Linked DNA regions of Homo sapiens: region 2 is linked to region 1. A link is a loop called in an ENCODE intact Hi-C map of the cell type or tissue named here. Cell type or tissue: mammary epithelial cell. All regions are shown on one strand. Each heading gives the region's core, and the rest is flanking DNA. Links, peaks and the distances in the headings are about the cores only. Region 1 overlaps SCLT1 (sodium channel and clathrin linker 1). Region 2 overlaps LOC105377417 (a long non-coding RNA gene).

What was found. A loop is a pair of places that touch in the nucleus more often than their neighbours do. Peaks named below come from ENCODE experiments on the same cell type or tissue, not always from the same donor. Only the 100,000 strongest peaks of a DNase experiment are listed, where the experiment ranks them.
Region 2: a loop joins it to region 1, with 8 times the contacts of the local background. A loop is called at or near these places in 2 of 110 quality-filtered maps.

What each region holds. Positions count from the first base shown.
Region 1 is chr4:129,034,262-129,050,961 of GRCh38, forward strand. SCLT1 (sodium channel and clathrin linker 1) reads right to left here. Exons shown (of 21, transcript NM_144643.4): 3 at 9,732-9,790; 4 at 9,134-9,206; 5 at 4,780-4,835. Among named protein-coding and RNA genes, the nearest start is that of SCLT1, 51 kb to the right of the region's middle. In mammary epithelial cell, for the core only: a CTCF peak has its summit at 9,464 (motif pointing right); no DNase peak of the experiment used is centred there.
Region 2 is chr4:129,351,128-129,367,827 of GRCh38, forward strand. LOC105377417 (a long non-coding RNA gene) reads right to left here. Exons shown (of 3, transcript XR_939191.3): 3 at 11,764-12,058. Among named protein-coding and RNA genes, the nearest start is that of C4orf33, 260 kb to the left of the region's middle. In mammary epithelial cell, for the core only: no CTCF peak of the experiment used is centred there; a DNase peak (open chromatin) is centred at 7,644.

The DNA of each region.
Region 1 (16,700 bases), core at 4,808-12,807:
ATTGTCAGCACAAATGAATGGCATAATTAGGGGAAGTAAGATCAAATATCATACCATTGATTATCATTAGTCAAATTATGAAAGCACATCAATAAAAATAAGTGTTTAAAATAATTCCATTGTATAATGTTATTTAAATCTGTAACATATTTAGTTGTAATCTAAAAAAATAAATATCAGGCTATCAGAAAATAAAAAATAACAAGATGCCAAATATCACTACATACTAGATTCATATACTAACTACTTTATATGCTAAATACTAACTTTATAATCTTGTTGAAGTTTTATGTTTCTGTGTTCTAAAGCTATATATATATATATATATATGCCTAAATAAATATCTTAAGATAGTTTTAAATTTCAAAAAAACTTTTTAGTGACTGTTAAAGACCAGTTTAAGAGATTCTGCAGTGAAAGAACATTCCATGTATTAGGGATTAGTAAACTTTTTATGTAAAAGGCCAGAGAGTACATAAATATTTTAGGTTTTGTGAGCCATTCAATCTCTGTCACGACTATTCAACTTCATAGTCACATAAAACAAAGCCATCAACAAGATTTAAATGACTAAGCATGGCTGTGATCCAATAAATTTTATTTATAAAAAGATGTGGCAGGCCAGATTTGACCCACAAGCTACAGTTTGTGAACCCCTGACAGATGTAATTAAATCTCTTTATCAGTACACTTAGGCTACAAGTAATAAAACACCCAACAAATAAGTGAGAATAGTCATTTCTGTCTATTTTATTCACTAATGTATCTCAAAGCCTTAAATGGTGCCTGACATTTAGTAATCACTCAACGGTTGTGAATGACTATTTTCTTACTTCACCTAATATTAAGTTGGAAGGTATATAGTTCCAGATTTGCTTCAGTAGCTCAATAATATCACTTAAGGACTTTGCAAAGGTTTCCTCATGTTTCTCTTCTTCTAATCTTCTCATGTGCTGATATCTACAATCATAGTTTAAAAATGGCTATAGCAGCTTCACACATCACTTTCTAAAATGACAAGGAGCAGGAAAAGGGGAAGGCTTTCTTTTTGCCCTCTCTCCTCTTATCAGAGAGAAAAACTTTTTCAGAAGCTCCACAAGGGACTTTCATCTCACTGGCTAAAACTAGGTCACATGTCCACTTCCAAACCAATTCCTGGCAAAAAGACATAAAAACTGGTTTAGGTCAATGACTTATTACCTCAGGTTATGGAATAAGCTCATCTTCCCTGAGCACATTGCCACTGGAACAAAATTAGGGTTATGTGACTATGTATGAAGGAAAAAAAAACAGCTCTTGTACTGGCAACAGATGATGTCTTCCATACCCTCAACAGTAAAATAAAAAATGACAACAATAAAATTTACTTTGTATTTACTTAGTATCAGAAAATGCTGTACATGTATTCATTCATTTATTCAATTATCTTACTCAATTTCCTTCCTCTGGAAAGCTATGAGAGGAGGAAAAAATAGTATTGAGAAAGAAACAAGACAAAACAAAACAAAAACCTCTATAATCTCAACATGAAATACATTTCAAGGATTTAAAAATGGAAGGGAGCATGATAATAATAATAATATGTATTTTTTTTTTACATTTTCCTCAGTCTGAGTTTTATAAAATGACTTCATTATTTCCTATTGTAGTAAATTCTCAGATAGTATACTCTGATATGTAAATGTAAGTATTAAAATTTTTCCAAAATTCAGTAATCTGAAATTGTATACTTTTACATAATCCACACCATTGCTACCTTCCATTATTTAAACCTGTCCATGTATATATAAGGTATTTTCTTTAAAAATAATACATTCTTTTGATTTTGTAGTCCTTAGCCACAATATATAATTAAAAGTAGGATGTTTCTTAATGACATAATTAGTAGAGTTCACTTTAAAACCTGATTAACACTTTCAAGTTACCAAAAGTGTCTTTAATAAACTTAGAATCCATTTTTTTACACTTTCCTATTGTACTAGGAATAAACATACTCATGAGACATGACTGAATTACCGTTAAATAGGTGAAGGCAGATTTTAAAGACTGGCTTCAAAAGACCTGCATATGAAAGGAATAATATAAAGTCCAATATAGGAAACAATTAAATGATTATCTCAACCATAAAATACCTTGTCTATTCTCAGCACATTAAAATACAAGCTTTATCTAAGTATATTGGTGATTCAGAAATATTTATAATATTCTTTACTAGGAAGAGTACATCCCTGCTTAATAAGTATTTTGGAAAAGAATAGTAAATCATAAAATACTAAGATTAAAAAAAATTTCCCATGGGAAAAAAACAAAAATAAATGAGAAAAACTAAAAGCCCAATTAAAAGATGTACTTTATTTTGCACTTCAGTAAACACTGACAGCTTAAATATATGAAGTTTTTGGAAATTAGAAGGAAAGAAAACTAATGGAAAATACAAGGAAGAGAGAAAATCATGAAATAGCCAAAGGCAAGACAATTCCGTGGGTGTGCTATGTAATTTTAAGGAACAGCATGTATTAATTTAAATATAGCTACACTAAAATAAAAATAAATATAATCAAAATAAAATAAAATTACTACATAACATAGAAAAATACAAATAAAAGAATGTCAAACTTTAAAAGAGCCCATGTTTTGAATAAATTTAGAACTCAAAAAATTTTGGATTTTTAGTCTAGTTAAAAGTCAACAAAAAATGATGTATCAGATTTCAGTCCAGTTATATGAATTTTATGGGTTAAAGTTAAGAAACTTGGTATGGAAAAGCTTTAAACATTTTTTAGTAGCAAATATAAGAGAAGATCTCTATGACATTAGGCTGAGAAAGGACTTCTTACAGGAGATACAAAGAACAATAACCACAGGAGAAGAGTGAGAGATTTACTTTAAGTTAAAAAAAAAAAAGAAAAAAAAATTCTGTTCATCAAACACACCACAGTCTGGGAATATACATTTGAAACACCTATTATCTAATGTGTTGTATGAACCACTGGCACTCATTATTTATTTCTGTTCCCTTCCACATTCTGGCCTCTGTCCCAGGGGCGGAAAGTCCAAAACTACATTGCCCAGATGTCTTGCAGCTGAAGTTGTGGATAAGATTAAAATTTTACCAGTGAGAGGCATTTAAGGGAGATATAAAAGGTAGAAGTGAGCTGAGACCATTTTTTCTGTTGATATGGTGGCTGGTAAGTAAAACTGGATAGACAAAAATGTCTCTTGTAGTCAATATCCTATGACCCTTTTTCCAATATCAAGTCTCCAGTTTTATGGAAATAATGCTGCCATGGTAGTAATAGGGATGGTGGTAGCACCAGGGATGGTGGTAGCACCATAAATTCCTAACCCCAGGATTATAGTCTCTGAGGTGTAACTGTAAAACTAATGATTTAGTAGCACTTAAATGTAAGTGAATTAAATCCTTTCTTGTTTCAAATTTCTAGAATGGTTATTGTTTACTGTGTTGAGACTGACCAGCACATCAACAAATTTTCAGAATACAGATCACATATGCACTTTGGCAATTTAATAAGAACAAGATAAGTAGAAATGGGGAAAATATATGAACAAGCATTTTATGAGAAAAGAAAACCACATAGGTAAATAAACATATAAAAATGGTCAACAATGGGAGGCTGAGGCGGGCAGATCATGAGGTCAAGAAATCGAGACCATCCTGGCTAATATGGTGAAACCCCGTCTCTACTGAAAATACAAAAAAAATTAGATGGGCGTGGTGACGGGCACCTGTAGTCCCAGCTACTGGGGAGGCTGAGGCAGGAGAATGGCACGAATCCGGGAGGCGGAGCTTGCAGTGAGCCGAGATCGCACCACTGCACTCCAGCCTGGGAGACAGAGCAAGACTCTGTCTCAAAAAAAAAAGTCAACAATATTAGTATTCAGGAAAATGCAAATTAAAACAACAATAAAAAAGTATTTAACAGTCAAAATGATGAAAATTAAGCTTAACAAGAGCTACAGGTATTAAAAGATATAGATCAATATAAACTCATAAATATCACTGGTAAGAATGTAAATTGGTACACCTATTTTGGAAATTAAGTTGATATTATATTGCAAAATTGATATTCATATAACCTATAATCCAGCAACTTCCTTCCTTGAAACTCTTGCACTTGTGTATGTTATTGAATAAAAAAGTAAGTCCTAGAACACTAGATGATACCGTTTTTATACAGTCTTTAAAAATGTAAAACTAAAAAGTATATCGCTTGGAGATACACATACCTATAAAAAAACTGTAAAAGCAAGGGAATGATAAACACAAAATTCAAGATAGTGTTTATCTCTGGCAGAGAGAAAGAGAAGGATGGGAAATGGAAGAAAAACATGGATAGATGCACCAGCACTGGCAACATTTTAACATTCAAGCTGAGTGGTAGGCTGAAAAGTTTTCATTTTATCAATATGTTTTCTAACATACATATATATTATATACTACATTATTGATTGCTAATATTGGTAAGGTGATTATTTTGTATGCTACTCCAAGTACTTACTTTATCCCTTACAGTCAGCCCTATGAAATAGGTTCTATTATTATCTCTGATTTATAGAAGAGGACACTAAAGCAGAAAGGGAAGTAACCTGTCCAGGGTCACACAGCTAACAAGTAATCGAGCCAGGAGTCAAATAGAAAATCAGCCCCGGGGTCCACATTCTTAACTATTAATACTATAGCTATCAAATATCAAATAACAAAAATAAAAGTTACCTAAGACAATAATAAAAGATAAAACCAATAGTTAATTGATTTACCTTTCATTTTCCTTGATGACATTTTCAAGTTGTAATTTCATCTCACCCACCTGTTTCTGAAAGAATAAAATATGGTGTGGCAATACATTTTGCAGACAATCAGATCTCCATTAAGTAGACCACTCACGTAAGCAATCAGATTCTGACACTAGTTTACAGATAAGAAAGACTTATTCTTTATTTATAACAAAGGGATAATTAATATGGATAATTTACTAATAAACAGAACACAATAAAACATTCATTTTAAGTAGAATATAAATAAAATAGAAATATTTTATGTAACATGGTGAGAAATGTTTATAAATGTAATTCCTATGACTTGTAGTTGTGAAAAACAGATGAAAGATATTCTGGAGTATGTCACTATAACAAATACCAGATGGTTCCTGTATCTTGAATGTATATCTTAGTTAATTCACCTCAGTTTAGGTGAAGCCCATATAAGTATGTATATTTTTCTAGTATTTCAAAAGGTAAAATGCTAACAGTAAAGAAGAAAATGGAGGTCTTTTTTAGCAGTCATTCATTCAGTTTCTGATTCACCACCTTCATTAACTATCTAAACTCTCCGTACCATACAAGGCGCTAAGGTAAACAGACATGCTCATTGAAAAATAGTAGGAAAGATGGTTAAAAAAAATCCTAACTAAAATACAAGGCAGAATAAAATGCACACCAGAAAGGGAATTAAATGAAGGTCTGATTAACGTTCTCTGAAGGAGTAAAAAGATGTTAGGATTTCAAAAGAAAAGAAAGCATTTAAAGTTGGCGAAAATATGAGTAAAAGCAAAATAGCAAAAAATAAGTAGTCAACTCTCAGTAAGTGTGAATGAGCAAATGGAGAGTGTGCGCGCGCGCACACACACACACACACACACACACACACACAAAACCCTGAATTTACATGTAAAAGCATGCAAAATCTCACTTAAAACGGTAACTAATTCATGATTGTGTATTAGTCTTGATTGTGCTTCCTAAGCTAAAGGAGAGAAGCTTATCCTGGAGTACACTTTCGCAAGGGCCAGGTGGAACAGGCAGTTCTGCCAGCCTTTTTCTCTCTCTTTCAACCGAGAAGATCAAGGAAGCTTGGTCTAGGAGATCAGAATAGCAAATTCTAACTATAAATTTGGTTTGAAAGGTGAACTTTTCCAAGGTCCTCGTTATGCCTGAAACACAATTAAACCAACATGGATTAATTCACTACCAGATAATTGAGCACTGACCATATATGGACTGATACAGTGAGAGATAAAATTGGAAAGACAGGTACAGGGTTTTAAGAATGCCATGGCAAGAGGTTTGGATTTATTGTAGCCATTATCTTAATTTTATAGTTTTTAAATAATTTTTTCCCCTAAGATGGGGTCTCACTCTGTCTCCTAAGGTGGAGTGTGAGAGCACGATCACAGCCCACTGCAGCCAATAAACTGATCTTTAAAAGTTGCAAAACTATCAGTGCATCTTAAAGAATATTTATTACTCTTAAATAATTATGTAAGATATATTCACTAGCTAAGACTAAAGATGGATTGTAACGCTCTCACTATAAATTCCTTACTGTAAAATATTTCAAAATATTTACATTTGGAAGGAAGTGAAATCCATACAGTATTTCTCACATCATCAAATTCTTCCCTACTATTTATATTTTCTGGCAGAAAATCGTCCATATAGAGAATTGCAGTGCTACTTTTCCTGCTTTGGAGATATAGTATTTTTTGACTAGGTCAATAAGTCATAAGAACTAATCCTTCTAATCAATCACATCTATCTGAGCAACCATTCTTAGCTGTCAACATTTTTTTTTCTCTAAAAGAAGGAGCAATTATTTTTATCATCAAAGACTCAGGCTTTCTAGCATAGTTTATTTTTCTCTTGTAATTAATTAAGTGATCAACCTTTGGCGGTAAAGAATGCAAAATAGAAAAACAAAGTTAAACATCTTAGTAAAATGGCTGATTAAAGAAATAAATGAATCAGATTGTAAAAAATTTAAATGAATTTAATTTCAAGATAATTAGCTATCCTATAACAACCAAAGTACATAATATGTTATTACAGGAATTTAGAGAGAGTAAATTCAGCAGCAACTTTAAATTCACTAGTCCTGAAAACAAAAGCAAAATATCATTTGTGCAAAAGAGAGCTTTCTGTTGCTCTTTAATTGTCAGCTAGGAAGATTAAAAGACATTACTGTGCTTGTCCTAAATTTAAATAACTACAGGCTAAAAAATACACAATAAAGACCAGGAAGACCTTATGATAAAACAGACACTATAATTTTAATGAAATGCTTTTATTTGACATTTGGGTCTAAAGGACAACTTTGTTTATGTATTTGAGAAATAACCTTGGAAATGAAAGCCTACATAATTTCAAATGCAGTGAAAGAACCTAATTTTATTTTTAGAAATTGGAAGCATTATGTGTTCTTTTAGTAAAGCTACATATCAATGCATTAATTGATAAATAAGGGCTTGTTAAGCTAGCTCTAATCATCTTATTCCCATAAGCCCTGGCATTTAATCATTCATTAAATATTTAAGGGCCTACTATGTGCTACACTTGAAAGTACACAGTAGGATCCCTTCATGTCCGTGCATAAAAAGAAAAGGAAGTAAGGGAGAAAGTGCTTAGTGTCTGCCACACACACAGGCTGATTCTGAGGAAATCGGTCTCAGGGGTTGCTTTAATATATTTTATTTATTTATTTTTCTGAGACAGAGTCTCACTCTGTTGCCCAGGCTGGAGTGCAGTGGCACGATCTCGGCTCACTGCAGCCTCTGCCTCCCAAGTTCAAGTGATTTTTCCTGCCTCAGCCTCCCAAGTAGCTGGGATTACTGGTGTGTGCCACCACACCTGGCTAATTTTTGTATTTTTAGTAGAGATGGGATTTCATTATGTTGGCCAGGCTGGTCTTGAACTCCTGACCGCAAGTGATCTGCACGCCTTGTCCTCCCAAAGTGCTGGGATTACAGACGTGAGCTACCACACCTGGCCAGGCTGCTTTAATAAAAAGTCATTATACTCTGTTCCATTTGCATTAATGAAAGCCAACCCTGCCACCCTTGCTACAACTGCATTTATCCAGGAATTGGTATCTAAACCAAATCCAATCATGAGTATATTCAAGCTCTAATAGAGAGAGGTCATTGCCTCCTGATAGGTTTAGCTTGAGTCATATAAGTTCTATTTAAGAAATACTTCTATTATATGGTTATCCCAGTATTAGGTCAAAATTCTAGGGGAAAATGTTAAAAGACATTTTCAGATCAAAGAAACACATTATAAATATTAGGCATACTCTAAACACGTAGCTCACTGAAACTCAAATTGTACCCTAAACAATTTTGTGCTATTATTCTAGTTCTCCATAAGCCCTGGGACCCAAAATGATAATCCATTCTGCAAGTAATGGGAGATGCAGATAGAATGAGGTAAGGAGGAAGGTCTGAAAGGATGCGAGACAGTTTTAGGTTAAAAAAAGAGAGATGTAAGCAAACAATAATGAGATTAAGAGATTCTTCTAAGCACCTAAGCAATATCTCATGCAAGATAGCAAGAGCAAGGAAACACTGAATTAAAAGACAAAACTGAAGAGAATATTTTTTTTCTTCGAGACAAGGTCCAGTTCTGTTGCCTAGGCTGGAGTGCAGTGGCTTGACCACAGCTCACTAAAGCCTCGACCTCCCAGGCTGCTCAAGCAATTCTCTCACTTCAGCCTTCTGAGTAGCTAGGACCACAGGTGCACACCACCACACCCAGCTAACTTCATTCCAGCACTTTGGGAGGCCGAGGCAGGCGGATCACGAGGTCAGGAGATCGAGACCATCCTGGCCAACATGGTGAAACTCCATCTCTACTAAAAACACAAAAATCAGCTGGGCATGGTGGCACATGCCTGTAATCCCAGCTACTCGGGAGGCTGAGGCAGGAGAATCACTTGAACCAGGGAGTCAGAGGTTGCAGAGAGCCGAGATCGCGCCACTGCATTCCAGCCTGGCGACAGAGTGAGATTCCATCTCAAAAAAAAGAAAAGAAAAAAAAAAGAGATGGGGTCTCACTACGTTACCCAGGCTGGTCTCAAGCTTCTAGGCACAAATGATCTTCCTGTCTCAGCCTCCCAAAGTGCTGGGATTATAGGCATAAGCCACCGCACCCAGCTAGAAGAGAATCTTTAAACATATGCACATATATACATTCACACACATTTACATAGGGCCACCAATTGGTTAGTTACAGCAAATATTCTCTTTCTCATCAATGTCTTTTTAAAAAGAGGGAGTCTATTTTACTTTTTATTTTCATAATAAAATATTACAAAAGCCTCATAACTATGATTTCATACCTGGTAATATTTCAGCTGCCCATTTAGTTCTCCTAGGTGTTTATCATACTCAGTAACAAGAGGAGCTAAAAAGCTAAAAAAAGACAATAAAAATATAGCATATTCTGTTCCATCTAGTTTAATAAATATATAACAAGTGAAATAAATTACACATAAAAATTTTATGTTTAGTTTACTCATGCAATAAAAACTTTTCCCTTTTTTCCAAAACCAGGAATTTTAAATATTTGCACAATTAATATTTTGGACTGAAAAATTCTTTGTTGTGGGATGGCTAGACTGTGCAATGAAGGATGTTTAACAGCATACTTGGCCTCTACCCATTAGATGGCAGCAGCAGCCTCACTTTCCATAGTAGTGACAAACAAAAATGTTTCTAGACATTGCCAAATATCTCCTGGGGAAACAGGGGTAAAGTTGCTCCTGTCTGAGAACTAATTTTGTAGACTCTGTAATACTTGCTTTTTCTTGTCAATTCAAGAACAAAGCATTTAAGTTTAATAACAGCAGACCATAAAACAAACATTCCTGATACTGAATTATGCTAATAATAATTAAATATAACGAAGAAAATGATATTATTCTGGTAATACTTTACCTTTGGTCAAATACTAGGTTTTCAAATGTGTCGTCTCCTTCTCCTTGGCAGACAGCTTTCTATAAAAGAATGTACATCTTAAAATGTGTTCTCACATCATTCTAGCCAAAATTGATAGTGATATAATATTAAATGCAATTAAATTTTCATAATCTTAGAAACTCTATTTATGTAATTCAAAATGAGAGAAAAAAATAATAATCTCAATTTATACTGAAATGCATTTGGTAAATTTAATACCCATGCACAATAAAAACCACTGGCAAATTAGAAATTTGAGGATTTTTTCTTAATTTGATAAAAATATCTGCCAGAAATCTACATCAATTATAATTTAAAGGTTGAAAAGCAAGATGGAAGGCTATTATTATTTACAATTTGGCCATTTACCTAAAAACTCAGTATAATCTACCAATTATTAGAACTAGTAAGATAATACACGAAAAGTCACCAGACAGAAGATGAACACTTAAAAAAAAAATCAGTAGCTTTTTCAAATACCAGCAATAATTAGAAAATGTAATCAAAAAAAATCCTATTCACTACTATGATAAACAATATCTGGGAATAAAGCAAACAAAAAATGGTACAGGAGCTTATTGAGAAAATTAGCTTTACTAAAGGATATAAAAGGAAATCTAAACAAACATGGTACTATAACATTAATGTATGTGTGGAATGGTCAATATTTTGAGAATGTCAGCTCTCTAAAATTCACTACAACTTCATTGCACTCAAAAATGAAGTTCCAATAGAATTATTTATAAAACTTGATCTTAAATAAATCCTAAAGTTCCATGAATAAGTATGAAAAATTAGCCAAGATAATCTCACCAAAAAAAAAAAAAAAAGGAAAAGAAAAAAGAAAGAGGGAAGAACTTGGTTACTACATAGCAAAACACCACAATGCTATAGCAATTTAAACAGTATGCTATAGGTACAGTAACAAACACAACAGTATAACAAACCCAGAAATAGATTCAAGCATTTATAGGTATGTGGTATATAAAAGAAGAAGAATTATAATTGAATGGACACAATACTGCTATCCAACAAATAGTACTGGATAGCAAAACAAAATTAGCTGCTAGCACATACTAAATGGAAAAATACAGATAAAAATCCAAATGTTGTTAAAATTTTAACAATTATTGCAAGAAAATGCATTATTGACCTTGAGTTAGACAATGCTTTCTTAACGTCACAAATGCAGAAATTTTTGTCTGTTTTGTTTGCAAATATCCCAAGCAGCGCCTGCCATACTTTTTTGCTCAAATTACATTTGTTAACTGGAAGACACCAGGAGCAAAACCTATAAATGGAAAGACTGACACATTTTACAACATCCAAATTTAAAACTTCTATACAGCTAAAGACACCAAAAGCAAAGTTAAAAGACCTACAGCATTCGTAACATGACCAGAAATTTTGTATCTATGGCATATGGAGAAACATTTAAACACAAGATGTAAGAGGTTTTTCAGTGGTGCCTTTACTATAAAACATAGCTAACAAAATGTCTTTTAACAGAATAAATAAAAAATGATACAATAGAATCCCATAAGTAGTTCAAGAAATTAATTAAATTCACATGTATCAAAATATATATATCATAAAAAACAAAGAAGTTATTTCTAGGGGTGGAAAGAAGAAAATAGGACAGAGAAGAAAGGTGCTCAAAGGGATCACTAAAAGCATCTGTAATGTTCTGGCTTTTTGAAGGGAGAAAGTATTTATGATCACATACATATTAAAGAGTAATTTAAAAATATAACTCAAAGAAGCCTCTGAATTCTAAACTTTCACTTAATTAATTTTTAACATCTTACTCTGTAAATACTTATTTACCTACTATGTGTAAGGGCCCATGGGAGGTACAGTAAATAATACAAAGATGAACAAACAATTTATAGTCCTTATCCATTGGATGGATTGTAGAGTTATAGGAAGAGAGAGGCAAATAAGCAAGGAACAATAATAATAATAAAGACATACCATGAAAGAGGCATAGAATGGTAAGAATGAGTAGATGAAAGGAAGATAATCAATACTGTTTTTATTCAAGTACTACACACATACAGAAGACAGTACAAATTATAAGTATACAGCTAAATAATTCTCACAAGGTGAATATACTCATGTAACCAGAACTCAAATCAAGCAACAGAATACAAGTACTCTTCACTTTGCATATTGGTATACGTGTCTTCATTTTGCACAGTTCTGTGGAAACATCAAATCCAAGTAAGGACAGTTCTGATACACACAAGTTTCAGTTAACATGGTACTGCAAAAAGTGAGAACTATGTATATGACCAACAACCCCCAAACCCCTAAGTCACTACCCCCAGGCTCCATGTGGGACCCAAATCCTGACTTCTAACAGCAGGAAATCATTTTCCCTATTTTAAAAACATTATAAAAATATAACCACACAGTATATTTTCTGTTATGTCTGGCTTCTTTTGCTTATCACTGGGTTTGTGAGATTCATTCTTACTGCTGTGAGTAATTTTGGTTAGTTCATTCTTACTGACATATACTATTTCACTTTACAAGTATGCCACAATATATTTATGCTTTCTATTATTAAATGAAGTATTTGGGTTGTTCATTATTTGACTATTATAAACAGTGCTGCTACAAACATTCTTGAAAAAGTCTTATTGGTATAGGCATTTCTGATGGGTATACCTATAGGTAGAGTTGATGACTCATAAGGTCTGTATCAGTCAGATCTAGAAGAAAATGTCAAACAATTTTCTGAAGTAATCTTACCCATTTACTCTCCCACAGGCAGTATATGAGAGCTATTCCACATCTTTGTCAACACTTGGAACTATGCTTTTCACTCTAGCCAGTGGATATAGTAGTATTTCATTGTGGTTTGAATTTCCATTTACCTGATAAATAATGAAGTTGAACAGTCTTTTCTACAGTTACAAAGCATTTTAAATACCCTCTTTTGTGAAGTGACCTGTTTCTCTAATGGGTAATTGTTTTAGTTATTAATTTGAAGACATTCTTCATATATTCTAGATTTTTGCAAGATTACAAATATATTCTCCATTCCATAGCTTGTCTTTTTACTTTCTTAATGATGTCTTAAAAACATAAGTTCTTTCACTTTGAAGTAGCCCAGTTTATCAGTTATTTCGTTTATGATTAGTGCTTATGTGCTGTTTAAGCCATCCTGCCTATTATAAGCTCATAACTTCTTCCCTCAAGTTTTGTTCTAAAAGCTTTACCTTAACATTTAGATATGCAATCAATGCAGAAATTACATATGAGAGTAGTTTGGGTAGAGATCAAAATTTATTTTTCTTTATTCTATATGAAAGTCTGGTATGTGTAGAGCTATTTCCAAACTTTATTCTGTTTAACTGGCTTGCTTCCTTGGCCAATACCATACTAACCAAATTACTATAGCTTTACAGTAAATATTAAGACCTGGTAGTATCTGTTTCCAAGTGCAGTTGTTCTGCAAGATTGTCTTAGCTCTTCTTGTCCCTTTTCATATAAATTTTGAAAACAAAATAGTTCTAGTTTTAATTTTTTGAGGACTTCCATACTGCTCTCCACAGTGGCTAAACTAATGTACATTTCTACCAACAGTGTAGGAGGGTTCCCCTTTCTCCACATCCTCACCAGCATCCATTATTGCCTGTCTTTAGGATAAAAGTCATTAAAACAGGGGTGATATGGGATCTCACTATGGTTTTGATTTGCATTTCTCTAATGATTACTTATGTTTAGCATTTTTTCATATACTTCTTGGCCAGTTGTATGTCTTCTTTTAGAGATGTCTATTCAGCTCATTTGCTCCTTTTTTAATTAGATTCTTCTTTTAACTGTTGAATTGTTTGAGTTCCTTATATATTCTGGACATTCATCTCTTGTCAGATAAATAGTTTTCAAATACTCTCTCCCATTTTGCCAGATTCCTCTTCATTCTGTTGATTGTTTCCTGAACAATACAGAAGCTTTTAAGATTGATATAATCCCATTTGTCTATATTTGCCTTTCTTGCTTATGCCTTTGAGGTCTTCTCCATAAAACCTTTACCCAGAAAAATGTACTGAAACATTTATGTTTTTGTCCACCAGTTTCATAGTGTTGGGTGTTACATTTTTTAGTCCATTTTGTGTTGATTTTTGTAAAAGGGCCCGCATCACCAAGTCAATCCTAAGCCAAAAGAACAAAGCTGGAGGCATCACGCTACCTGACTTAAAACTATACTACAAGGCTACAGAAACCAAAACAGCATGGTACTGGTACCAAAACAGAGATATAGATCAATGGAACAGAACAGAGCCCTCAGAAATAACACCACATATCTACAACTATCTGATCTTTGACAAACCTGAGAAAAACAAGCAATGGGGAAAGGATTCCCTATTTAATAAATGGTGCTGGGAAAACTGGCTAGCCATATGTAGAAAGCTGAAACTGGATCCCTTCCTTACACCTTATACAAAAATTAACTCAAGATGGATTAAAGACTTAAATGTTAGACCTAAAACCATAAAAACCCTAGAAGAAAACCTAGGCATTACCATTCAGGACATAGGCATGGGCAAGGACTTCATGTCTAAAACACCAAAAGCAATGGCAACAAAAGACAAAATTGACAAATGGGATCTAATTAAACTAAAGAGCTTCTGCATAGCAAAAGAAACTACCCTCACAGTGAACAGGCAACCTACAAAATGGGAGAAAATTTTCGCAACCTACTCATCTGACAAAGGCCTAATATCCAGAATCTACAATGAACTCAAACAAATTTACAAGAAAAAAACAAATAACCCCATCAAAAAGTGGGCAAAGGATATGAACAGACACTTCTCAAAAGAAGACATTTATGCAGCCAAAAGACACATGAAAAAATGCTCATCATCACTGGCCATCAGAGAAATGCAAATCAAAACCACAATGAGATACCATCTCAAACCAGTTAGAATGGCAATCATTAAAAAGCCAGGAAACAACAGGTGCTGGAGAGGATGTGGAGAAATAGGAACACTTTGACACTGTTGGTGGGACTGTAAACTAGTTCAACCATTGTGGAAGTCAGTGTGGCGATTCCTCAGGGATCTAGAACTAGAAATACCATTTGACCCAGCCATCGCATTACTGGGTATATACCCAAAGGACTATAAATCATGCTGCTATAAAGACACATGCACACGTATGTTTACTGCGGCATTATTCACAATAGCAAAGACTTGGAACCAACCCAAATGTCCAACAATGATAGACTGGATTAAGAAAATGTGGCACATATACACCATGGAATACTATGCAGCCATAAAAAATGATGAGTTCACGTCCTTTGTAGGACATGGATGAAATTGGAAATCATCATTCTCAGCAAACTATCGCAAGGACAAAAAACCAAACACCGCATGTTCTCACTCATAGATGGGAATTGAACAATGAGAACACATGGACACAGGAAGGGGAACATCACACTCTGGGGACTGTTGTGGGGTGGGGGGAGGGGGGAGGGATAGCATTAGGAGATACACCTAACGCTAAATGACGAGTTAATGTGTGCAGCACACGAGCATGGCACATGTATACATACGTAACTAACCTGCACATTGTGCACATGTACCCTAAAACTTAAAGTATAAAAAAAAAAAAAAGAGACGGGGTGATTTATTTTTGGCATATGGATATACAGTTTTTCCAGCACTATTTCTTTTTTTTTTATTTGCAGTTGGCAGTTTTTTAATTTTTATTTTTATTTTAAGTTCTGGGATACATGTGCAGAACGTTCAGGTTTGTTACATAGGTATACATGTGCCATGGTGGTTTGCTGCACCTATCAACCCATCATCTAGGTTTTAACCCTGCATGCATTAGGTATTTGTCCTAATGCTCTCCTTCCCCTTACATGCCACCCACAGACAGGCCCTGGTGTGTGATGTTCCCCTCCTTGTGTCCCTGTGTTGTCATTGTTCAACTCCCACTTATGAGTGAAAACATGCAGTATTTGCTTTTCTGTTCCTGTGTTAGTTTGCTGAGGAGAATGCTTTCCAACTTCATCCATGTCCCTGCAAAGCACATGAACTCATTCTTTTTTATGGCTGCATAGTATTCCGTGGTGTATATGTGCCCCATTTTCTTTATCCAGTCTATCATTGATAGGCATTTGGGTTGGTTCCAAGTCTTTGCTATTGTAAATAGTGCTTCAATAAACATACGTGTGCATGTGTCTTTATAGAATAATTTATAATACTTTAGGTATATACACAGTAATTGGATTGCTGGGTCAAATGGAATTTCTGGTTCTAGATCCTTGAGGAATTGCCACACTGTCTTCCACAATGGTTGAACTAATTTACACTCCCACCAGCAGTGTAAAAGCATTCCTATTTATACACAAACTTGCCAGCATCTATTGTTTCTTGACTTTTTAATGATCGCCATTCTAACTGGTGTCACATGGTATCTCATTTGGTTCTGATTTGCATTTCTCTAATGACCAGTGACGAGGAGCTTTTTCTTCATGTTTGTTGGCAGCATAAATGTCTTTTTTGAGAAGTGTCTGTTGTTACCCTTCACCCATTTTTTGATGGGGTCATTTTTTTCTTGTAAATTTGTTTAAGTTCCTTGTAGACTGTGGATATTAGACCTCTGTCAGATGGGTAGCTTGCAAAAATATTCTCCCATTCTGTAGGTTGCCTGTTCACTCTGATGATAGTTGCTTTTGCTATGCAGAAGCTCTTTAGTTTAATTGGATCCCATTTGTCAATTTTGGCTTTTGTTGTAATTGCTTTTGGTGTTTTAGTCATGAAGTCTTTGCCCATGCCTATGTCCTGAATGGTGCTGTCTAGGTTTTCTACTGGGCTTTTTATGGTTTTGGCTTTTAAATCTTTAAACCATCATGAGATAATTTTTGTATAAGGTGTAGGGAGGGGGTCCAGTTTCTGTTTTCTGCTTGTGGCTAGCCAGTATTCCCAG
Region 2 (16,700 bases), core at 3,174-11,173, 320 kb after region 1:
CCTGTAAGAAAGGTGCTATGCATGTAAAGATTATTATATCATATTGGGCTGTTGCTGAGCCAATAGTGGAGTGAAGGCAGAACCACTTTCTTCCCTTCTCCACCATCAGCCCCTTCATCCTATCTCTGTGAGCTTATTGGCCTGCTTTCTATACAGAGGGCTTATCACAGAAGCACACAGCTGCATTATGTTTCTGAAGCTTCAGAAAAATATTTATGGTTTAGACAGCAGTCGTTCTCGATGATTTGATTAGTGTGTTATGTACTCACAGACAATATCAGGATCATCCAGCGGCACTTCAGTATTCCAACTTCATTTATTCCTTTAGTTATATTTATCATTGTTCTTTAGATCTGAGGTGGCTGCTGCTGCTGCTACTGCTGCTGCCGCCGCCGCCAGTGTTTCCATCTGTGTGAATGTGTGACTGTGTGACCTACTGTCCTTGCTACACTCCTTAACTATGTCATTTGTCTGCCCATTTATGGGGCCGGCATCTGTTTGCATATCTTTCTTTTGCCACATAATGGAGTGGACAAGATGACCATTTCATCCCTTTCTTCTAACTACAGATTTCCAGGATCATGTATTGCATCTGCCTAACAAACTGTGCCTGTAATGCCATTTCTCAAGAATTCATACTGTGGATTTCTGTGGGGATGTTGACTACCTTATTTATTTTGTGAGACCAGGGCTTTTGTCTTTAAATGGTAACAGAATGATTTCTGTGTAGTTTTTATGAAGTTAGAAGTCAGTAGATAGAGCAACTTTCTGCTAATAGCCTCTTACATTGAATGCTTGCCGTTGACAGTATTTTTATGATAATTTTTGTCATCTCTTTAACAGTCTGTAGTATAGGAATCACAGTGTATATTTTAAAAATGAGGGTGCAGAGCCTTTGCATGGCTGAATCTAGGTGTTAACCCAGGCATCCTAAACCTAGCCCAGTTCTCTACCCACTGCAGAGGGAGAGGAGAGGTAAATGATTTTCCAAGGACAGCAATAAGAAATAGGAAATCAAAATAGAATTTATGATTGCTATATTTTAATCCAGCACTCTTGTTCCTTCCTCTAGCTTCTGTGATGTTAGTCTGAAGAGACTCTTACCTTTTTGTTTTGTTTATTATATGGCATCTGAAACAACACTCTGGACAGTCAGCAAAGGTTTGAGGTCTTATTCTGTTCTACAATTCAAACAATGAATTTTTTTTTTTTTTTTTTTTTTTTTTTTTTTTTTTTTGCCACAGAGGCCTTTGAAAATCTTACACGTGTGGACAAAGCCTTGAGCATCTAGAGAAATCTGCCCAAGTATGAGGAATATTTGAAAGAGCATTTCTGAATAGCAGTCTTTACCCTTGATTTCTATTATACTTCATCTGTGCATTTTGAAATGCATTCCTAGCTTGGTTTTATTAATCCTACCACCTCTGTGACAAGAAAAGGAGCTGTTGTTTATCTCCATTCTACAGATGTACAGACTGAGTGACGGGCTGTGCCTAGGGAAGCTCTTAGGCTTTCTGACTTGCAGTATCTAATAATGAGAGCTTGTTCCTCTTGTGCCCTTTTGCTCGATGTTATTTTCAATTTGCTTTCTTATGTGGAGAGGGCATTTTCATCTTTTATGATAGTTTCGAGTTTCATTTGCACCATCAAACCTGTAAATTCTTTTGTTCTTTAGAAAGCCTGGTCAGGGTGACATCTGTCTCTTTTTTTTGGGAGGGAATGATAATCTAATAGATAGGAAGATCTGCACGAAAATGAATCATTTTCTTTGCTTTAACTCTGCTTAGTTTATCATACGCTAAAAGCTTAGATTTAGATTTAAAAGGACTGGCTATAATACCTATGATAGTGCCATTTAAAAGTATAATACCATATGCAACTGACTTTTATTTCCTAGTGCTGCTCATCAATATATAAATATAGATTTACCAATCTTAGAAAATTAATTGGAAATCAGAAAACATATTGACTACGTTTTTTTTTTTTAAACTATGTCCAGGGAAACTAAGAATGACTTCATTCTGCATGTGCAAAGGTACAGGTAATTGGCATTACAGACTCATTCTTGCTGGACGTTGTGCTATGGAATTTTTGTCTATGTTGATTTTTTAAAAACAAAAGATAATCACAGCTTAGCCAGAGCTATGTGATGTGCTTGTTGACCCAGCTAGCAAAGAGTTTTGGACCTTGTTTTGCACCTTGTTCAATACATGCATGCTGAGTGGATAAATGAATGAATAAATGAATGAGTGAACGAGTACATAAACTGAATTAGACAAAGAAAGCTAATAGAAAGAAACTGGACATTAGAGGGCAATTCATGCAATACTTTGTAGCTCAATAGGGAGAGCCACCAAGACTATATTAATTGACCTAAGGAAAGAAAGGTAGGTGGGAAAGGCCACAAATTTAGAGGTGATGTGTAAGAGTAATTTTTCAATGAGGAAATATAATTTAGGGAAATAGCAAAGGCATTGAGCCTCACAGTCCAGGTACAACTCTCATAGATTCACTTATTTAATAAACAAGTATGTATTGACTGTCTATTCTGTGCCAGGTGTGGCGCTAGAGATTGGGGCTACCAAGGTCAGTCAAGTAGTAACTTCTGTCCTTAAGCTCAATTCATGTGGGAAAAACAGACTTGAAACCAAGTGGTACCAATGTAATATGGTTATTGATAGAGTAGAAATTTCTAAGATTCATCAAAATATGTAGAAAGGGTGTGATCAATTTTTCTTGTCAGAGTTAGAGAAAGATTCACAGAGAAAGGAACAGCAAAGCTTTTTGTTTTGTTTTTGTTTCATTTTCAAATGAAACAAAACCTGCCATGAGGATGCCTAATGGGCAATCCATGGATGACGTCTTTTACCCTCACACCTCTGCTATCCCTACTTCATAAATAAGACAATTGAGGCCCCCAGAAGCCAAATGAAGTGTGCAAGTTTACCCAGCGAATGTGCCCATCAAACCCAGTTCTGTATGCCTGCACAGCTCCTGCTCCTGCCATTATGTCACACAGGGTCTCCAGGAGAGAATAGGAATTCATCAGGCAGATAAGCAGCAGGAAGGGGAAAGTCTAGGCATTGGGAATGATGACTCAATGTGAGGGAGATGCTCAAGAGATGGAACATCAAGGGAATTATGAGCTACTCCTTCTATTAGAAGGTAGGATCGCTACTGTGTGTATTGTTGTCCTAGAAGCACTGTAGTTAATAAGGGGATTTAAATGTCCCTTCCAGCCTTGAAGTTTTATAATCATTAAGAAATTATCACTGATCTCAAGGGGCTTATTCTTCATTAATCTGCCAAATATTATTGACACCTACTATTTGCTGGGCACTATCCTAGGTACTGGTGATACATTAGTAAGCAACATAGTAAAAGCCCCTGCTCATATGGAGCGCTCATATAGTGAGAAATTAGATGCCAAACAAAAAAATGAGCAGTGCCAGACAGTGACCATCACTATGAAGCAGAAAAGCAAAGTAAGAGGAAAAGAACAATGGTGTGGCTGACATTTGAAGTCATGGGTGGCCTCTACAATATGTTAATATTTGAGCAGTATTATCTAATAGAGGAGCTCAGACATGTATCTAAGCAGTCACAGAATGAGATAGTATGTGATGAATCCTGGGGGAAAAACATTTAAAGAAAGAAGTGGCCATTTATTGACTACTGCTCACACGCTGGACAACACTTACAATATTCCTGAAAGGTGCCATCTGTCCTAGATGAAAAAACTGAGACCCAGAAAGGGTAAGTAACTTTTCTAATGGCACACAGACTGAATTCAAACTCAAATTTGTCTGAATCCATAGCCTGTGCTCTACCCACTCAAAGGACTGTGAGAGTCATTTTCCCCAGAGACAAAGGTGGGACACTTAGAGGAAGATTTCTTGATAGAGGCAGGGTGGAATTGAGTTTCAAAGGATGGGGGGAATTTTGATGTGGGATCCTGAGACAAAGAATGGGAATAAAACACCCAAAGTAAAAGAAAGCAGAAGGGAAAAATGCAGGGTTTGCTTATGAGCCAGCTGGTTGAAGTCCAGGCTGAGTGTGGACCCACAGCAAGTCATGAGACCAGAAATGGAAACAGACTCTGCAAGGTCTGGAAGGCTCAGCAGAGGAGTCTGCCCTTCATTTAGTACATAATGAGAACGATTGATGGTGTTTCCCAAGAGAGAACTGCTCATCCGTAGGATGGAGAAAGCCTTTCGGTGGGCTGATGTAGTTCTCTGCTTTTCTGCTTATGTTACTAGACTCAGTGGACTGAGTAGTTTATATTCAGTGATCATTATCCACACTTGCTCCTTTCCAGATTAGGTCTAGCATTAACCTGATGCACTATTACATCAGGAAAAGGTACTTGGACATAGCTTTGCATGAAACATTTCAGATGTGCCAATTCTCAATTGATTCCTTGAGAAGTGGCATTGTCCCAGACATCACATTGCTAGATGAATGTAGTGCTTTGGATGAAATCCATCTGGCTGAACCAACCCCCATCAAATTGACAGGATGCTGACAGGATGAAGAGGTAGAGGCTAGAAGTGTTGGCATTACAGCAAGCAGTCAGGGAGATGTTATTCACGAAAGAAGAAAGAGCACAACTAAATTCACCTTTGCTCTCAGTTGGAGAGCAGATTACATTCTTTACAGCAAAGTGATGACTCAAGTCACCCGCAGTGGAGGGAAAATAGACTGGGGCCAGCTCTTTAAGGAAGAGCTCAATGGTATCATGAGAAACCGATATATACCAACGTGGTGCCATTCAGGGTCAGACTCCTAGAGTGTCCTTAAGGCATTTTTGGTGGCCTATTGTATAATCTGCCCTTTTTGTGCTTTCTGTCTATATTTTTTCCCCTGTGTATTGTATATCCCGATCTCTGTGTATCAAGCTGCTATATGCCAAAGGCTATAGTCAAAACATGTTTGAAAGTCATCTTTTGGTTACATTTTCCATTCAGAGACATGGTTTTACAATAAATTCCAATGCAAGAGTTCGATCTATGAATGAGATTCGGAGTGAGGTCTGTCAATCTTGAAATTGTTTGCAAATTTTTTGTATTTACATGCATTTTCAGAGTAGCAGTCATGAAATTTTAAAAGTTTCTGTTATCCAACCAAGGTCAAACTTCTGTACTTCTCTGGAATTTGTCTCCTTCCCTCCCTCCCTTCCCTCTTTCCTTTTTTCCTTCTTGCAAAAACAGGAAGATAAGAGATGTCTAAGTAATGATACAGGACTCTTGAAGGGGTGAAGACCCTATGTCTGTTTTTTCTCTAATTAAAATAAAATGTTTCTCCTGACACTGGAAAGGAGGAGTGAAACTGCCCCTCCTCTTTCTCCTTCTGATGTGGATTATTTTTTATGCAGTAGATTGTTCACTCATTAGACACTTCACACTTGGTTCCCCTTAGCCAGACCCTGACACACACTTTAAAAGAAGCGCTAGAAGATAGCTTCTATTGAAATTGCTTCAATCATATGTCTCTTAAAGGGCCATTATCTATTAAACAGAACAAAATATTTTGAACAAAAATGTAAATAACAATTTTTGAATGGAGACTTTTACTTTCTTATTATAGCTAAAGAATATGTGTGGATTTAGATACCCGAGTACCTGAGGAATTACTGAAAGACAACGATGGGGCAGTTCTAAAGAAACAGCTCTTCAAACACAGGGGTGACTTCAAGAGGCATGTTCGGGGCTGATCTGCCTATCGATCCATTTCTAGACATCAATACCAGAGGCCGTGTGGCATAAAGTCACTAGACATCAATACCAGAGGCCGTGTGGCATAAAGTCACTAGACATCAATACCAGAGGCCGTGTGGCATAAAGTCATCCTTTTTTTTTTTTTCCCACCTGCTCCTGTTAATTTTGTATTTCTTTCATCATCTTTATTCCTTAACTATCTGAATCCCACTCTGTGAATATAATAACATTTGAGGTTTCCATTTACTTCTCATTTGAGATCTCTTGTACCTTTTAGTTTTTGTTTATAAATATAAATGTGATAAAGGTTGAATCATCTTGTCTGTTATACTTTCCAACCCTGGGAATACTTTCCAAGGCACTGCATATTAACTGGGTCCAGGGGAGCCATTTTGTCATTCTGAGGAGTTAATCTTGCTTGCCTGACTCAATACCCAAACTTCTTTAGAGTTTATTTTATTCCTCTCAAGGATGAGTGCATAGTACCCCCCAATACCACAATATCTTCTTTCATTGGCCTTTTGCATGAAATTATATTACAAGTGTTTTATTCTTAAATATTTGGAAAAGTAAAAGTTGTCTCCATGTTGAACTTCTGGGGGAAGCGATTTGGTAACTATGTCCCACAGAAAGTTCGATTTATTTTTCTCATGTATTTAACTTTAATTTATTTACACTTTCCCAAAACTGAATGGCATAAGGCACTTATTAGTCCATAATTCAAACCTGTCCAAGTCATTGTTAGTTTTATCATTTTCCTGCCTTGTATCGACTGAATTTTTCCACTTTGTGTCACCAGCACATTTCATCACCTTACTGTATTTTCTTTCTTTTAGGTCAGCAAAGTAACCAAAATCAATACTAATGCTGATCCATATGACATGCCACAAGTCACTTCCCTCAATTTGGTGATGCTGCCACTCAACAAATAGATATCTTTGGCTTCAATATCCTATCCAGGTTATTATCCACTTCAGCAACTTGTTTCTTATGGTTCACAGTGTGTCTTCTCACAGTGTACTTCTCTCAAAGGAGAGCAGGCTTCCTATTAAAGAGGCTCGTGTCTAGAATCAGATCCTTTTTAAAGCAGATATAAGGAACTTTGAGGAAGCTGTGGTTGTAGAATAGCACATTACTTCCAGGGAAAAAATAAACCTAAATTGTGCTTTAATGGGAGGATGTATTACTATTGGACAAAATCAGGAATGGGACACAGATTACTTAGATACTAGACAGCTCCCTGATTTGTCTTTGCCACTGTGTGATCCTAGGGAAGACACTTACATGTTTATTTGTTTGATTTTCTCTTTACACGAAAATCCTCATTACTACTAGTGAATGCGTTAGGTTGCTGTACGATATCAATGCCATAATAATGTGTTGAGAACATCATCCATGAAGAAAGAGATTTAATGCTTACCATCAGACTGAGAAAGAAGAGCTGCATTTCTCCCTTAGAAAAGAGATTTTATAGACATTTATCATAAAATACTACCAGATCTAATATCCTGGAAAAAGTCTGGCCCTCTACTTTAGACACAGACATATTCTAAGAACAATTCTGAAGCTGAATCAAGTGCTCAATCAATTCTCTTGTAGGTCATAATTAATTAATGAACAGAAACTTCAAAGAAGTTACTTATGTTACTTTTTCTACCTCTGTAAATGTTTCTAAAGAGTTAAAGAGTAAAAGATTCAAGAGTTTGCAGGGACTCCACACATCACTGATAATATTGGAGCTTTTCAACATCAGACATATACTCTTGTGCTCTAGATTTCACTATTTTTAAATTCAGTCAAGTTTGTTGTGAAGTTTTTGAGTGTGGTTTATAATATACACAATCTGGCATAGTTGATTAGCCACAAAAAGCTATGTCCACTGTGCTGAGTTACATCATGTTTATAACCTGCCACTTTGCTCTATTTTCATCAAGGCAAATGGTTGGATGACTAATTACTTTGGTATTTAGAAAAACCACAGTGGCAATTTCAGCCTGAAATAATTTAACTTGTAGTATGGGTACACTATTGGCTAAGTCAAATTCTAAGGTTAATTTTGATGGAAAAAAGGGCCTCACATGAATCCTGAAGGTGATGAATTAGAAACACAAAAGTGAAAGAAGTAACTGCAGAATCAGAGGAGAGCAAAGAAGGAAGCAAGGTAATATTTATGCACCTCATAGACATATCACACTGCCTTTCCTCTCTTTAGGCAGACATGCGCCAGGTTAGGGTCTAGCTGTCTCTAATCATTTTAGCTGTTGCTTTAATGAATGTCAAATTGCCACAATCTCCCCAGATTTCAGTCAGGAAGACCTTCTGATGAGTCTTTTACCTTGTTTTCTTTCAACACAGCAGGAATTGTAATGAAGAAATTAAATCATTCTTCATAGACAATAGGAATAGGGTCCCCAAAGCTTTTATGACTTGCTGTCCTCTTGGCAACAGCATTAACTGAGTTTCAGATTTGAGTTAACATTTTGAGAGATTGCTTTTTGAGGATAAAAATAAGGCTCTGAAATAACAATATCTTTCAAATGAATACAAATACCCATATCTCTGTATTACTCAATAATTTAAGACACAATTCTATAGAAATATACAGGCACAATGAAACTTTTGTTTACAATTAAGAAAAGGATGAAAGATACTTCATTTTTGGTATGAAAATATTTATTGAGTGTTTATTATGTGTGAGGGATTGTGGTCAGTGCCAAGTATATAATTGAACAGAACAAATATGCCTGCTTTTATAAAGTCTATATTTATTGTAATGGGGATACTGAAATCTTAATAGGCAGTGATAAAACAGAGTGATAAAAGCTGTGATAGAGGAAATAGATGTAAGGCTCCATGGGATACTAAGGAAGGGCACCACTCAGCACCACTGAACCTGGATCTGGAGCTCACAGAAGGCTTTCTGCAGGAGGTGACAGATTAGCTGAAATTTGACCAATGGCTAGAAGTGTGCTCTAGCAAAGAACATGTAAGAAGATTCAAGAGAGCACAGGGAGCAAAGATACTGAATGCAACACAGTAGGACTGAATGATGGTGGTGAAAGCGATGGTTCTGATGGTAGAGACGCGTGTAGAGAGATCTGCATGCCTAAGCATATTGTAAGATGGGTTAGGGTGACTGGATTTTAACCTGATGCCAGAAGCTGGTATTGAAAGGGTGAGAATGGAATTACTAAATTTACTTTAGGAAGATCAGTCAAATCATTAAGCAACAGATGACAAGCCGAGTGTTCAGTACCTCAAGTCTTAGGGAACACACAACACATGTTTAGATTTAGATTCAGATTCAATAGAAATGGACTTCTGTTTTTAACAGGAAGGAAATCTAGATTATTTGACAGACCTCTGGATAAAACTGAAAGTCTCCCTCATCATTAGATCACGGGTGTTCTGGCAAGGAGTTAAGAACTTCTCAGAGGCCAGAAGCTATGTGAAAGTGAGCACCCAGTCAGAAAAGTGGAGCGATGAGGCCAGCTGTTAGAATGTTTGCCAAATCCGGGTGGCTTGATTTTTTTGCTTTTTTGTGTCCCACAGAGCATAGGAGGTGTGAGAAAAAGCTTAGGGCCTATTAAATATGAGAATTATAACAGGAGGCTTCATGCAAAATTGGAACTCCAAAGCCCTGTCCCTTCAGGATAAAGAATAAATAAAAACTGGAAAGAATGCTCCCTGCCTTGCTGCCCCATCACAGCAAGGAAAATCACTTATGTCAAAGTCTGATATCAGTTGAAGGAAAAAGGATATCTCTGTAGAATGTGTAACCACAGGACAGTCCTCAGGTAGGTTTGAGGTGCTGTGAGATTGGTGTGTTTAGGAAAGTGGAAGAAACAAATGGAGGAATACATCTTCAACCCAGTTTCCAAGTCATTCCTATGACTCTCTGAAGAAATATGAGTGAACAGCCCAAATCCCAAAACACAAAAAGAAACAGAATAAGAAAGCGAGAGTATTCAGAAACAGATAGTAGTATTGACATATTTAGATATTGATAGTATTAGACAAAGAACAGAAAAAAGTATACTTTGTATGTTTATGAAAATAAAATATATTATCTAAAACTGAATAAGAAGAAAGTAAGAAACAAGCAGACATGAAAAAATAGAATTTTTAGAAATGGGAAATACATTGTTTTAAAAATTAAAAGCTCAATAAATGGGTTTAATAGAAGATTGGAAACAGTATAAGAGAAAATTAGTGAATTGAAAGACAGCTGAAGAAATTGTCCAGAATAAAGTATCAAGAAACAGGGATGGAAAATATAAAAGAGAGGTTAAGAGCACAGGATACAAAGTAAGAAAGCACAGCATGAAAACTCAAATCAGAGTTCTGGAAGGAGAGGGGACAGAGAATAAGAAAGTTAAAATAGTTCAAGAAATAATGGTTATACATTTCCCAGAATTGTTAAAAGATACCAGTCCTCAAATTGCAAAAGCCTAATGAACTCACCCAAGAAGGGTGAATAACAGAAAATATATATCTAGACTAATCATAAAACTGAAGAATCAAAAATAGGTTATTTTATATTTGGTATAAAAAATTTGTTATGAGAAGTTTTACCCATATCAACATCATACTGTTTTAGTTTTAGATATTTCATAATATTACCGAAGTAATTTAATTATAATTTATTTTCTAATCATAAGATCATCTTGGGTAAAGCTCTTGATCTGCTTCATTCATTTATTTATTTATTAATATTTATGTATCATTTTATCTTACATTGTATGTAATTTTTAACTATATGACTATATGGTAATATAACTAAGACCCTGGGCTCTTAGAATAAAAAGCTATCACAAGGGTCATTTCTTGCTTTTTTTTAAATGAGAAAATAGAGGACTATAGAAATGAAATATTGCTTTTGGTATTACAAAGCCAGTTAATAGCTCCTGAATTCTAAATAAGCAATCATTCTAGATGACTAATGCCTGGTTGGTACCATTTTTCTTCTTTAGTTGATGAAGGGAAATATCCTAGTTTAAGTTACAACACTGTTAAGGCTCGCATGACAGACAAAACGTTCTTTGCTGAAATAGTGTTAGTAAAACTTAAGTAAAATTGGAGTCTTTAAAAATCAGAAGTTCAAGGGCACAGTGGGAAAAAAGGTTGCTCTTTTTGGCTCAGAGTCACAAATTGCATTTTAGTTAACCACTAAATAATAATATTGAATGTAGGATTGCTATTACAATTCACAGAAACTCCTTTCCCCAAGACTACTGAGAACAGACTGAACGAAAGTACTCTCTTCCAAGAGGGACAATGCTTTTAGAAGATGTAGCTCTGTTCCATATGGACTACATTTTATTTATAAATTACATTTATATTCTAAATTAAGAAATTGTATGTTCCATGCAATTGATCAGATACCATAATAACTTCTGTCTTCTTGATGTACCTGGCCTGAATATTAATGGGAACATTAACACCCTTGTTTTTTTTTTAGCCTCCAATGCTGTATAAGCTCTATACGCCTAATAATGGCTCCTAATTTGTTTTTTAAAAAACTATAATTCTTATTTTCCGTAATTGCTAGGCTCTTTTAATTTAATGTATGTTACACATCTTCACAATTTCATTTAGGTGAATGGCGAAAATTTAAAAGAAAAAGAAATGTTTTTTATGCCGTAAGACAAATTATGCTGTAAGGAAGCAATGCTGTAGAGGGATAGAAGAATATAGGTACAGTGGTTCTGGATCTACATATTAAAGGAAAGTCTGCATGTGATCTTGTAAGTGTCAAAGCAAAGCCACTTTACACAATTATGCAGGTACTCACACTAACTCTTATGTACCTGTCAGTAACTCAGGGAAGCATTTTACTAGGAGAGAACTTTTTTTCACGAAATCCCACATATAGCTGTCTTTACAAAGTCCATGCCTTTGCTAGGACAAAGAATGAGTAAAGGTGACCTCTGCACACAAAATGAATTAGAAAATTTCCCCTCAAAGCTGGATGATAACATTATTTTCCTGTATGTTGATGTTGTTGATAGCTGCCTACGATCACCCATGCCACTAGATGGCAGCAGCACTCTTTCATTCTAAGACTTCTTTTCTTTTCTTTTTTTTTAAATCTCACTCTCCTGGATAGTTGTTCTCAGCTCTGCTGTGCGATGATTTAAACAACGCTTTGATGCTGTAGGATGTTGGTGTTCACAAATAAGGTCTATCCTTTTCTTTTTTCTGAAAAGATAATATACTGCTTTTTCAAAGTCAATTAACACTTAGGGCAAAGGAAATGGGGAAAGCAAAAGGTCACTTTCTAAAGGGTTGCCTTGAAACCTTTTGGTAAAATTCAGGTGTCATCCAGGAATTGCAAATCACTGGGAAAAGAAAAGAAATAATAATTAGTTCATTTGTTTCTTGATAACTCCCAATAAGATGGCTTAATACGACTTTTCTGCTTTATTTCCTAGTAATGCCCATGGGGTGCTCAGAGTGCCGGCTGGTAATTTTTATGTCTTGAAGTCATGAGGGCAATTGGGATGCTTTTGGGCCAATTTATGCATCAGGACAGGGGTGATGGAGAGAATGGCTAAGATCTCTGGACTGCACTGTGGTTGAATACGCTTTACAAAAGAGAATTGTCCAGAGAGTGGCATGAGACAGGGAGGAGTGAGTAACTTCCTCAGAAAGGTGATAGACCGAAGGACAAAAACGATAAGACTTTCTTCTACAAACAATCAGCCTCCATTCCAACCTCCAAACAATGCTAAGTGAACCTAAGCTTCAGGGTCAGTAAAATAAGGATGCATAAGTTTGGAGCTACTTCATGTTTTGACCTCAGATGCACTTTGAAAATTTAGATAGTTCACCAGATGAATGTCTCAGAACATAACAGCTCAAGGTTTTAATAACTCACTTGAATTTCATTTAGAAAACATGCCTGGACACCCAGGAAACAATAAGCAGATATTAAAAAGTAACCAAATGCATTGCAAATGAAGTTATTAACAAACTGACTTTTAAATTTACTGCTGCTGGCAGGGTGCCCGTCTGGACAGGTCGAGTCAGGGCTGTGCACGGCTCACGCCTCTTGCAGCATGCCTCACCGTTGAGATCGCAGTCACAGTTCTTTCCTATCTTTTTATATCTATTTTAATATAAAAAGGCCTTCACTCGGTTTAATAACCTTTTCCTTCTTGAATAAGGAGTTTCTGTTTGCAATCACATGAATAGAAAAAGACCTGCTCCAGAAACTCTGGGAGATTATTGCATGCCTAGCTGCAAAAATAAGGTTTTGAAAGAGCAGAAGGGATGGAATAACTAAATAATGAGCAAATTCTTGGGAGGTAAATTATTATTCGGGATTTTTGAACTGGTCTTTTATAAAAGGAAATAATAATAATTACAATCCTGCAAATACTGTTGCCTGGTGGGAGACAACAGTAGCTTTGCTGGAGAGGCCGCTTGGCGCCTGCACTTTGTTCTCCTCCCACATCGCAGCCTGAAACATTATAAACCCAGGAAAAGACCCGCATTCACCCAATGAGCAATGTCTCCTTGCTTTGATTGTGTGTACGTTTCAAACCATAAAGGGATGGCATGATAACGTATTGCTTTTCACCTATAGGGGTCAGGGTAAAGTTTGAGGCTGCAGTTAAATGATGTGGGTAGATTCAAAGTACAAGGTTTCATCATTAGATATATTTTTGTTGGGGTGTGGGTGTCATCCGAACTTCCACAGGTCAAAACTGGCAATCGAATAATTGAAATTAATAAAAAAGCCAAGGAGAGGATGCGTTGGAAGCTGTACTCATAGGTCAGATCTGCCTCTCCAGTTCTAATATTTCCACTAGAATTTTTCGCTTCACTAAGCCTTGGCTTTTGACCTTCTCCACCGCTTCTTTTCATATCTAATAGGACCAACTTTATTCCCAGTTCTCTAAATTATTAATGATAACAAATACCTCCCTTTGTATTCAGTTGGAGATTTTAGCCGCATTTTGACAGAGAAGTTTAAAAGTCAGAGCTGGTAAGAACCACTGGGAAGGTCTGGTAGAAGGGGATGAGTGGGGAGGAGTGATTTTTTTCCTGCCGTCATCAGGCTCTCTTGGCCAGGGAAGCAGTGGTTGATCTGAGTGAGAGCAGTGCTTAGTGTGCTCTTGACCTATTTCTGGTCTGACCGCGTTCTCTCTCTCTGCTGTCATGAAGAACTTCTGTGTCTGTCTTCCCCTCAGCTTCCCCATCAGCACATTCACTATATGTGACACAAGATTGTCACCAGAATCAGCCTGGGCTTCCCCTTGTCAAAAGGACCCTCAGCACCTAAGCCCCTCTTCCAAAGAGACTCAGCCTCTGGCAGGTGTTACCAGCTAAAATTGAGTTTCGTGGCAGCTGCTTCTGGAACCTCAGAGACAGTGCTGCATGCCCGCAACAGGGGGACCATGAGAAGCCTGCGCATCCTGTGCACATGAGCCAATTGCCGCTGCTCCCTCTGGAGGATGTGGTTGCTTGAAAATAAAAGTTCCTTTCGCTTGTGTGAAAAAATGTGTTTTTTTCCTTTGCTTGTTTACTTAGTTTTCACCATTTAAAAATCATGCAGCATCTTCATTAAGGGGTAAACGTACAAAACATTACTCCTACTTGCATTTTTCTTTAGGTGCCAACACACCTCAGCAAGCTTTCAGACAACAGTCACCTAGCAACTACTTTTTCATACATTAAATGATTTCAAACTCTCACATTTCCCTCCACAAGAGCTGTATATTTTGCCTTTTCTTTCCATCTTACAGCTCAAGGAAAGAGCAAACAAGAATGAGAAAGTATATTGTTTAATCACAAAATATCAGTTTCAAACGATTGCTTTTAAATATATAAATATTTTCTGTAATAGTTTGCTAATCCATTTCTGACTTTCTATTTAAGTGGCAAGATATTAGTTAGAATTAGGTTCCACTGAAAGTGACAAAAACACTAAAGTTTAGTGGGTTTAACGAGAAAGAAATGGAAATGCAGTCCTTGGCTTGTGCCCCAGTGCCAGCATCCCTGGGAATCCAGGTTCATCTCTCCTGACTGATCTGCCATCCTCAACATGCAGTGACTGTGTCTTTGTCAGAGATGGCAGGGCCGGATTTTGTATCCTCATTTCAGGCAGCAGGAAGAAGAAAAGAGAAGTAAAAAGACATGCTACCTCACTTCTTTTATTTTTATTTTTTTGAGACAGTGTTTCACTCTGCCACCCAGGCTGGAGTGCAGTGGCGCGATCTCGGCTCACTGCAACCTCTGCCTTCTGGTTTCAAGTGGTTCTCCTGCCTCAGCCTCCCGAGTAGCTAGGATTACAGGCATGTGCCACTACACCCAGGTAATTTTTGTATTTTTAGTAGAGATGGGGTTTCACCATGTTGGTCAAGCTGGTCTTGAACTCCTGACCTCAGGTGATCCTCCTGCTTTGGCCTCTCAAAGTGCTGGGATTATAGGCATGAGCCACCGCATCTGGCCCATGCTCCCTCTTTAAGGTGACTTCCTAGTGGTTTCACCAATTGCTTCCACCTATATTCCACTGGCCAGGACTTAGTCATAGGGCCACACTTAGCTTCAAGATGGTCTTTATTTTGTGCTTTCGTGTGACCAACTAATATGCAGGGTTTCCATCACTGCATCAATAAGGAAGACGAAGATGGATACTGGAGAACACCTAATAGTCTCTGCCACAGGTCAAATATTAAAATTTAGGTAAACTGCAAAATTTATATTGCATCACTAACTCTTTTTTTCTTTCCAGAAGAAGGAATGCTTTCTTCTCTTGAGAGCAACAGATAACTTATTTAACAGAGGTGAAAATGTAAATGTTATTTGAGTTGTAATTGTTAGCAGGTTCTGAAAACATCCTAGAGGATTAACTACAGTCTTAAAGCACATGAACAATATTGGAACATGATCGTGCTATTTGTCACCCTGGGGAATCTGGAGTAAGGCTCATGTTGGTGGCCAACCAAGGCTATTTTTATTAAATAGTGTCCAAAAAAGTATATCTGTATCCTAGCACTGGAGGCAAGGTTGTAGAGTACCAATCATTAAAAGAAAACTTATCTAAACTGAGGAAAGTGTGCTGAAAAGCATCTAGGGGTTAGGTAAGTGCTGGTGACATTTTAATGATACACTTGGGTGGAATGAGAATGAAGACTGGAAGTTCACCCACAAAATGGGGCTCCAGGCCTTCGCCAGTTTCCCCGTTTCTTGAGTTGGCATAATCACCCCTTCGCTGGTTGAATTATTTCCCTTGGTTATATCAACACAATTAAAACATATCTAGCATATGGAGGCCTGATTCTTACTCCAGAGATGCTGCTTTATTGATCTGGGGTGGGTTCAAACAGCGACACTGTTTAGAAGTTTCCCAGATAATTGTAGTGCCAGGCAAGGCTCCAGGACCAGTGGGTCAGATGCCTTCAAGGGAGACTCCTGTGAATCCATGCAATAATCTCTTAGGGAACATCATCAAACTATTAATGCCAGGAATAACATTCTAATCTTTCAAAGGTGGCTCAATGCATACATTAAATAATTGATCATTTCATGTTTATATTTTTGAAGATTCAATAGTAGTTAAAAGCAGTGACTTGGAGTCATATCTGTGTGTGTTCAAAATTCAGTTCTACAAATTAATAACTGTGTGCTTAGGACCAGGTACCTGATCTGCTTTTGTTTCCTTACCCAAAACATGGAGATTTCTTTATGAAATATCTGTCTTTAGAGTTTGTGTGATGGTTAAATGCATGATTTACATAAAATGCTTTGTGAACTGCCTGATATAATCCAAGAACTCATAAAATAATGTTTTATTATTCCATAATTGTATTCTTTGTAGGGCATCTTTAAATATTGCTAGGATAGAAATTATTAGTGTGCTTTTATAAATTAAATAACTGTAGGTAAGTTAAAGACCTTATTCTAGGTAACTGGGTTAATCATATACTTTATCATATTTGTTGAGTACCTCAGCAAATATGTGGAAAGCTCAAC